Regions from separate parts of the Homo sapiens genome. Here region 1 is linked to region 2. Evidence: chromatin contacts called from ENCODE Hi-C or POLR2A ChIA-PET data. All regions are on one chromosome and are shown on one strand. The core of a region is the stretch at or near the end of the contact, and the rest is flanking DNA. Distances in the headings are between cores, read along the strand shown.

Region 1 (4,584 bases), core at 1,565-4,064, 110 kb before region 2:
ATATCTATTGGTAGAAGCAGAGAAATACTTCACCTGAATTTCCAATTTTTATTGAATATGCTAAGTAATTATATAGCTCTTAATTCACTCAGTTTCTAAATACCGTCATCCCTCAGTATATGCAGGGAATCAGTTCCAGCACCCCTGTTTATACCAAAATCTGCACACACTCAAGTCCCGCAGTCGGCCCTGCAGAACCCGAGCATACAAAACATTGGTCCTCCATACAGGCAGGTTTCGTATCTGTGAATACTGTGTTCTTATCTGTGTTTGGCTGAGAAAAGTCTGCATAAGATGTGGACTCACGCAGTTCAAACCTGTGTTGTGCAAGGGTCAACTGGATATTGTCAGTTTTGTTTTTCTCTATGTGAACTCTGGGTTTCAGAGCTCCAGCAAGCTCCCAGAATGCATTTGCCTCACAGCTTTGGTACCTCTTTCTTAAAGACTTCCTCCTTGTAGCTGATTGTCACCTCTTAGGTATGACGTTTTCTTTGGACCATTCACTAGACATTAGGAAAGCCAAATGATCATAGCTTTCGTTATATATATGTCTATTTTAGGATGTATTTTAACTGCTTGTGATGGTAAAAGGAAAAATAATAACAAAACAAATAGTCATTCTTTTCCCCTCTGACAGTCACTGGCATTAAAAATCCTAAAGTAGCCAATTGCATCTCTAAGATTTAGGTGGACGAGCTCCCTGGGGCAGGGCAGGGTGGAGTGGGGGTGGTGGGCAGGCAGAGAGGAGTGTAGTAAGTTTGTACATTCTGTTTTCAAGTACAGCCGTCCGCTTTCCTGAAGGGTTCAATCATAACTCGGCTCTTGCAATATGACACTGACATTGTTAATAGTAAATAAAATGTTTACTAGCTGAAAGATTTGGATAAAAGTCTTTTAGATAGGGAAATTTATTTGCAGTGGTTAGTTTTCCAATAGTCTTTAGTTTCTGCTATAGGAATGTTTTTCTTATTTGAATTTTGTCCATTATTTCTTCTGCTTTGACATTTAAAGAAATATCTAATGCTTCTTTTCCCTTTACTTAAGTGTGTGCCATTTGTCCTCTGGCATTCAATATCAGAACCTGGCAGAGGTTTGCTGTCAAAGCTCCCTATAGAGTGGTTGGTAAGGCAACATGCAAATAGGGAGACTGGCCCCATACCCCAGGCCCAGTCAGGACCTCTGCCCAGAGCTTATAACTCCAGCACAAGCCATCATATATGGGAACTCTGTCTCATCACTTTTGAGACTCTCTCTCTCTCTGAATATATACACACACATACATACACACACACACTTCATTTGAAAATGAAGGCTTTATAAACAAGCCAAGAACTGCAGAGCAACTACTGATCTCACATCTCACTTAAGAGACAACAGAGATTTGTAGGAATAGCAAACATTCAGCCATTAAGTGAGGCATACAAAAGGCTGCTGTGTTAACATAGCCCAGAAAACCACGGCACTTCAATCAGAACGTCTTTCTCCTTGTCTGTTTTTCTTTAAAAGAGGACCCTTCCTTTTTGTCCGATAGGAAGTACTATTCTGAATCTACCAGCAAGGCTGGCATGTGCTCTCTTATAAAAGGAAAAGACTTCACCATGCATAGCCTCTTCACCCTAACTGCTCAGTTGTTTGCTACCCCTGGCAAGGATGTTCTAATTGTGCAGTGGAGGGTGTGAACTCGTTGCTTTAACTGCAGTTCCATTAGCTAATCGGAGTCCTGATGTCAGTGTGACATTGTGGTGTAAATCATGAAGGGGTTTTTCTGCCACTTCCTGTGGAGAGAAAACAGTTTTGCAGGATCACCTGATGATTGGCCATTGTGGGGTTGTCTTCTTGAAAAAGAAAAGTTGTTCTGACCTGGGCTGTGCTCAGGATGCCTACATTTTGCCTTTGCTAAGCGATGAACCCCCCAGAAAGGAAGTGTATGGGGGGCACTGTTGGAGTCTGAGTGCTCCCTTCCCTCAGCACTTCTGGAGAAGCCTGGAAATACTGTAGACACAGTTTTGGAGAAGAGAATTCAAAGGGCTTACAAAAGGAGAGTACTTTTTTGTCCACTTCTCTAGAAGAGGCACAGCAACTTGTTGAGTTTGTGTTGTGTTGTGTTGTTTTTCTGCCACCAAATTAGGTGTTCCTATTGTGTGGGAGGTGAAAAAGAGAGCACAAATCTATTAATAAGTAAAGCAACTGAAACAAAGGGAAAAATGAATCCCCATTTTGCTTTTTTGCAACATTACATCCAGTTAATAAAAGAGGCTTACAAATCCAACAGAGATCTGCTTGCAGGAACTAACTAGGAAGAAGAAGAAGAAGAAGAAGAAGAAGAAGAAGAAGAAGAAGAAAAAAAAAATCCAACAGAGAAATTTGATCACTGATTTAAATTGTGTTTGCAGTGCCTAAAGCAAGATGAACGATTCATTCACTGTAAGTCAGAAGGTGACAGTACCAGGTGTACCATTTGCTATATGGCAAATCTACAGCTGCTCTAGAAAGTGAAATAGCAGTGCCTGTTCTTATCCCTTAGTTGACTACCTCATCACTGGAAGTGCTGTAAGAGCTTCAGAAGGGTGGAAAACTAGTAAAAAATGTCCAATTGTGCATCAAAATTTATGCTTATTAATTCTGAAATAAGCATTATAGTCTAAACATCATAAAATTCTTTTTGCTTGGTAGCTGCATAAAAGTTGGTTTTGAAACAGCAAAACCTGATTTTCCTATTATGTGGCAATTCTCCTTCCTGAAGCTGGTCACAATATTTGCTTTATTGCTGGCTTCCTCTAAATATGATTACATACTCACCCACACACACACTGCCACTGGCTGGACTGCAAAGCCTAGTGAAGCAGAACATTTACCTCACATCTTTACCCAAGAGCATTGGTTAAATTGTTCTTCATGAAGTCAGATAAGCAAAAGAAATATCCCAGGGTTCTTCGTACAATTAGCATTCATTCTCAGTGTTTACCTTTTCATATGTAATATTCTAATTTAGAAAAACACTCACTAGACACTTGTCAAATAACTGCACATATCTTCATACTAATGCCTTGCTGATATATATGCACCTGAGGGTAATGCTGGCAAATAAGCATTTCCTAAAATTTATGTAATCATTTGAAATTCAGAAAGGATTGATTAGCATTCAAGAGATGCCACTGTTCAATATTTACACCATAGAGATTTGGCAGAAGCAAATAATGGCATATAAAGTTGATGCTTGTCTTAATTAAATGCAGTATAATAGGTGTTGTGGATTTTTTTTTTCTTCCAGTGAGCAAAGCAGTTTAGCAATGACCAGATGTAATTCATTTTGGAGTTCTAAGTTTGAACTTAATCAATATGAACTTACAGCCATGGAAGAAGTGATTATCATTTGTTATTTGCTGGCACAAGAATATAATTGCCTAAATAGCATTTATTTAAGCATATTTCTGAATACCTTATGCCTAAAAATATTTGTCATATTTTAGCTGTTAATGCTTATCTTGTCATTTTGCTAACTACTGCTATTTAGTGAGATGATTTTTCAGAGACATATTGGCCAGGCAAGCTAGGAATAACCAGCAAGAAAAATCAAGTGAGAATGCCATGTGCTCTTGGTTGATGTTTCTCGCTGCTTTAGCTGTGTCAACCACTCTGTTCAAATCTCAGAATAGAGTGGCTGTCTTAGTACCAGCTCAGAAGAGCGTAGTTGGTTAACGTGGTTAGCCCAGATGCTGCACTCTAGTGGACTCTGGACACCCCAGGGCCTCAGGTCTGTTCTACAATGGACCAAATCAGTGACTCACATCTGAGTCTTGCATTAGATCTTCTTTCTAGTTTACTGATAAAAATCTGATAAGTCTTATCTTGAGTTGTGGCTGTGTTTGGTTAAGAAGGTTAAATTTCAAACAGACCAATCCAAAGCCAGGAGAGAAGAACAAATAGAAGTACAAGGCCTCTCATCAGTATTGAAACATTAAATCACACAAAATATATTGAGTGGCCACTATGCAGAACCATTGTACTAGGCAAGCTATGAAATGACAACATAGAGTCTTTTTTTTGTTTGAGATGGAGTCTCTCTCTCTCCAGCTGGAGTGCAGTGGTGCAATTTTGGCTCACTGCAACCTCCGCCTCCTGGGTTTGAGTGATTCTCCTGCCTCAGCCGCCTGAGTAGTTAGGATTACAAGTGCCTGCTACCACCCCCGGCTAATTTTTGTATTTTTAGTAGAGACGGGATTTCACCATGTTGGCCAGGCTGGTCTCAAACTCCTGACCTCAAGTGATCTGCCCACCTTGGCCTCCCAAAGTGCTGGGATTACAGGTGTGAGCCAATGTGCCCGGCAAGAACTGGCAATATATAGTCTTTCCAAAGAGAAGGAAACTCCTGTGATACAGAGCTGCATTTTGGATCCCCAGGACACTGTTCTGAATAAGGCGTGGTACACCAAGCGAAGAGTCCAAAACATGCCATGCCATCAGCAATGCTGCATGCATCTCTTGTCTTTCTTTCTGTTCCTTGTTTTCACTGAACTAATGCACGTTCCACACACATGCTATTCTCCTTGATTACATTTTATTAATCAGAAAGCCTTTGTCAAC
Region 2 (4,242 bases), core at 1,356-3,855:
AAGGATCAATTTCAGGGGCTGATCTACGGGGGGACTGATATACAGGGGTGCTAAGAAGTTTCTGCTTACCCTCAGAAATACCTCTCCTACCAAGCAAACTAACGCCTAAAATTTGAGAATTTTATTTTCTTAGCTTAGACTTTTGTCTTCTTTTAAAATACAAATATCCCTAGGAAAGGCTATTAAGCCAAGCATCATTTACACTGGAGTGTGAACTAGTTTATCTTAATCTCTCCACGTGTAGATGGGACAGAAATAACGAAGAACCTGGATACCTATGAGTTAGAAAGAGACGAGATGAACGAGGAGGATGCCGGGTAAATTTCAGCTAATTCAATATTTGGCCAAAGCCAAAGAGATTTCTACATTTTAAGCAATTGAGTAAAGATAAAGTGCTAGCATTTCTTCAAATAACTAGCCAGGTTTTAATTGCTGTTAACCCTAGGTTATATACCCAAGGGCCTGGAAGGCAATAAACTTGGCATCTGTCTTCTCTACTTCATAGACTCCCTGACCAGATTTGTTTTGCAAAGGTCACTTAATTAGTACTCTGGGTAACAATTTTAAGTTAACATTATCTTCTCCTAGATAATGATAGCATTTTGCATGTGCTAAGTAAAACAGGAATTAACAAAATTCCAATGGCTTACTTAGATGATAAATAATGAGCCATTTTAAGGAAGAGCTCTCCTGGGGCGTGCGGAAAAACCTGCCGCTGAAGGCAAGCTCGCCCGGATGTGGAACTCTGCACAGGCATAAACAGGAAATGGAGCAGCTTGCGCTGGGACTGACAGACAGGCTTGGAATGGCTCGTCTGAAGTGGGCATAGTGCTTGACCCCCGGCAAAAGCTGAAGCTCTTGTTTTGTTACTTTTTATTTTCACATCTGTACGGTCCATATTTCCAAAATCCTATCCAATTGCTCTGAGACATTTGTGAAAAATACCACACATACCAACAACCAATACAAGTATCTCCCTAATCCAAATTATAGAGGTGCACATGATGTTTTCATAGCTTTCATGTTGCCTCTTGACACAGTATTTAACAAAATTATTGTCAGTGAAAAGTTCCCAACTCTTAAAAGCTCTCTAGAGAGGGCTGTGCTGTTCCTTGTGTATTAGTATCATTGTGTACGCGCCGTCTACTATACTAGTTTGGCTTTTTATAGACAATATATTTTTCTCTAAACTGAAGCAAGGGATCTGAAACTTTGAATCTCATGTGATTATGCAAGGAAGGAGGCCTATAACCCTATAAAAAAATACAGATCCAAACCCGTTCCTTACCAAATGTATTGAAATGATCCCATTTACCAGAACAACTGTGAAGACAGAAGTTTCCCCATGCAATAGAGATCAATCCACTTTTACTGAGCTCATAAGGAGCCCACATCAATCTTTCTTTGAGGACATACATATCATCAGTAAAATTCAGCTGTGTATCATGGCATATGACATTATTCAATATCCATCTTGATCTTAAAACAAAAGTTCATTTCTGGTGAAAATAAGGCCAACAAATCATATTTTCTTAAACGTTTGAGTTTAATCATTTATGAGATCACGTCTCTTTAAAAAGTCTTCATGGTAATAAAAAAGTATGGTAACAACAAAAATGACAACAAATGATATACGATTATTTTGGGGGTGTGTAAAATTTAACACAAATGTAACATAAAATTGAGTTAAAATGATGTTTATATAGAAAATAATTATTTTAATTAATGAGCTTGCATGTATGAGGGTCTATTTTGTTATACTATGATTTGTAGAGCAAATTAATAAATAGTATTCTTTTAGTATTTACTTATTCGTTTAGCTATGTTATGCCAAGAGGAATTGGTAGTGATTAATAAAGAGGGACAGTTTTTGTAGATTCTTCTTTAACCATAAATAAGCTGGACACCTTTTATATGAGTATTGTTATTAATGGCAACAACAAATCTTTAACAATGTAGGCAGTGTGTCTGGAATTTGTAAAAGAGATGCCATAAAGAGGTCAAAGGAAGAAGACAGAAAAAGTGTGGGTTTATCGCTCATGTATATTAATCCCCAATAAGACAGGATCTGATATCGCAGCATCTTAGAGGAAGAAAACAAAACCATTACTGCGTAAACATCCCCAGTGAGGAGCCAACGAGACTCAGAGGCCCTGTCTGCAGAAGCAGATAGCGGTCACCCACCCATCCATCCATCCATGACACACCCCCATCAGAGAAGAGGGTCTGCTTTGTGTTTATTGGGTCTGGAGCTGAGGCTGCAATAGATGACCAATATAACAGAATGGGGGCAAATCACTTAAAATGTCTGAAATTGCATGACTAGTTGACATTATGCAATTTCCTAACTTACTATTCAACTTCACTTTCCACTAGGTGCTGAGAGCATGAGCATATAAGCAACAGGAGTTTTTAAAAGGCCGCTCTTCAATGCAGACAGAGCTAAGCACCTCAGTAGTGACACAATATAAACTTCACTACATGAAATCCTGGAAGTTGATGTAAACAGCTTTTAATAGCAGTGAACATTTGTTCGCTTTGTTTAGACCATCTGGATGTTCCATTGTGTTCAGTTCAACACTGACTGCCGCCGGGTGACAGTTGATATATGTTAAGTACAAGCAAAGTGCCTCAGCCCACTCTGGGGACCTTAACGAGAACTTTTCAGTGTTTTGTGGATTATTCTGTCAGATCGCAGCCGAGTCGCCTGCATCCTTTATGGCTACATGCCAAAGTCCTCCGGCTTTTTTATCAAAGGAGAGTTTTGCTTTTACTGTTTGAAAGGTTAGGAAAACTATGCCAAAGTTCTTCCAGGCAGCTTGGAGAGCACGAGCTGACAGGAATGATTTCCAATATGGAGGAGAGAATAAAGAGGACCTTGGATCCTAAGAGAAGCCAGGCTTTGCTTGTTTAATATGCAACATGTCTGACAAACAAGCCATTAAAACACCACCAAAGAAAATCTGCCCGATAAACATATAAAGCGGTTAGTTTTCTGAAGAGGAGAGATTATTCCTTAAAAGCACAATCTCCTCCACCCGCACGAACCACTGTGTGGTGTGCAATTGTGCATACGTATGTTTACTTTCTAATGCAAAGAAGCCTCCGCGTGCTTATCCTGATGTTGCACGAAGCAGAATCATTCAAGTGAAAAATGCCACTGCAAAAAGAGAACGAAACAGATCAACATTACTTTGTATAAAGATTACACAAGCACAGTTGGCGCCCTGCAGAGCAAAGAAAGGGCTTAAAAATCTGCCCTGACTCACTTACCAGCCAGTTTGGCTTTATTGGAACATCTGCGAAATGCTAAATTTGCACTTCTGGAGCTCTTCGAACCCACTGCTGTTGCTGCTGCTTGGTGAAACACAGATGAGGCATGATGGAGCTGGGATCGCTTGAGATACAATTATATTTCTGACTTCTTTTTTTTTTTTTTTTACTACATCATTTAAAAATGATTTAATAAATGCAATTTTACCTCACTACAGAAAACATAGAAACTAGATGATGTCCAAGTTGAGTATCCCTTATGTGAAATATTTGGGACAAGAGGTGTTGTAGGATTTCGGATTCTTTTGGATTTTGGAATATTTCATATACATAATGAGATATCTTGGGGATGGGACCCAAGTCTAAACACAAAATTCATTTATATTTCACATACACTTTATACAGATAGCCTGAAGGTAATTTTATACAATATTTTTAATACTTTTGTGCATAAAACAAAGTTTTGATTGCAACCTGTCACATAAGGTCAGGTGTGAAATTTCCTAGTTGCAGCATCAGGTCAGTGCTCAAAAAGTTTCGGATTTTGGAGGATTTTGAATTTCAGGTTTTCTGATTCAGAATGCTCAACCTGTATCATAACAACTTGATCTCAGATTCTTGTTCATGCTGGAAACATAATGATACCTCTTGTGTTTGGTGTCCTGCCAGATCTCAATGAAAAGTCGAAATGAAGGGGAGAAAGTTTATGTATAGGTGAAATCTATGATTGATATAACTCTGGGTACCATGATTTAGATAACATTTGGTTCTAACAAGTACCACAATCGTCACCCTTTCCTTCTTTATCTTAGGTGGCACGAAACAGGTAAGGAAAAGCCTGTAGGAAAGGGGGAAACGTTGAGAACCAGATAGACTAATCTATGAAATGGGGATACTAATATCCCATCATAGATTTCATCTAAGGATTAAACGAGACAGTGCATGCAAAGATGCCTGCTACAGTGAATT

What was found. A loop is a pair of places that touch in the nucleus more often than their neighbours do. ChIA-PET counts read pairs that join two places held with the same protein, here RNA polymerase II (POLR2A). Pooled maps may share reads with other maps.
Region 1: a pooled map shows a loop between it and region 2 (1.9-fold over the local background). The contact joins two enhancer-like sites. A Hi-C loop is called at or near these places in 9 of 168 maps with a recorded cell type or tissue (B cell, GM12878, GM18951 and 6 more), 8 of 37 single-sample maps with no recorded cell type and 13 of 50 pooled maps. POLR2A ChIA-PET finds 5 or more read pairs at or near these places in 2 of 52 experiments (AG04450 and OCI-LY7).

Annotation. Positions count from the first base shown.
Region 1 is chr1:200,127,982-200,132,565 of GRCh38, forward strand. The region is part of intron 7 of NR5A2 (nuclear receptor subfamily 5 group A member 2); the gene reads left to right. Among named protein-coding and RNA genes, the nearest start is that of NR5A2, 100 kb to the left of the region's middle. Within about 2 kb of position 2,815, at least 3 of the 41 ENCODE cell types and tissues checked have a DNase peak (open chromatin) inside an H3K27ac peak, as active enhancers do.
Region 2 is chr1:200,240,111-200,244,352 of GRCh38, forward strand. LOC124904479 (a long non-coding RNA gene) reads right to left here. Exons shown (of 2, transcript XR_007066782.1): 1 at 3,274-4,242; 2 at 1,528-3,160. Among named protein-coding and RNA genes, the nearest start is that of LINC00862, 130 kb to the right of the region's middle. Within about 2 kb of position 2,606, at least 7 of the 41 ENCODE cell types and tissues checked have a DNase peak (open chromatin) inside an H3K27ac peak, as active enhancers do.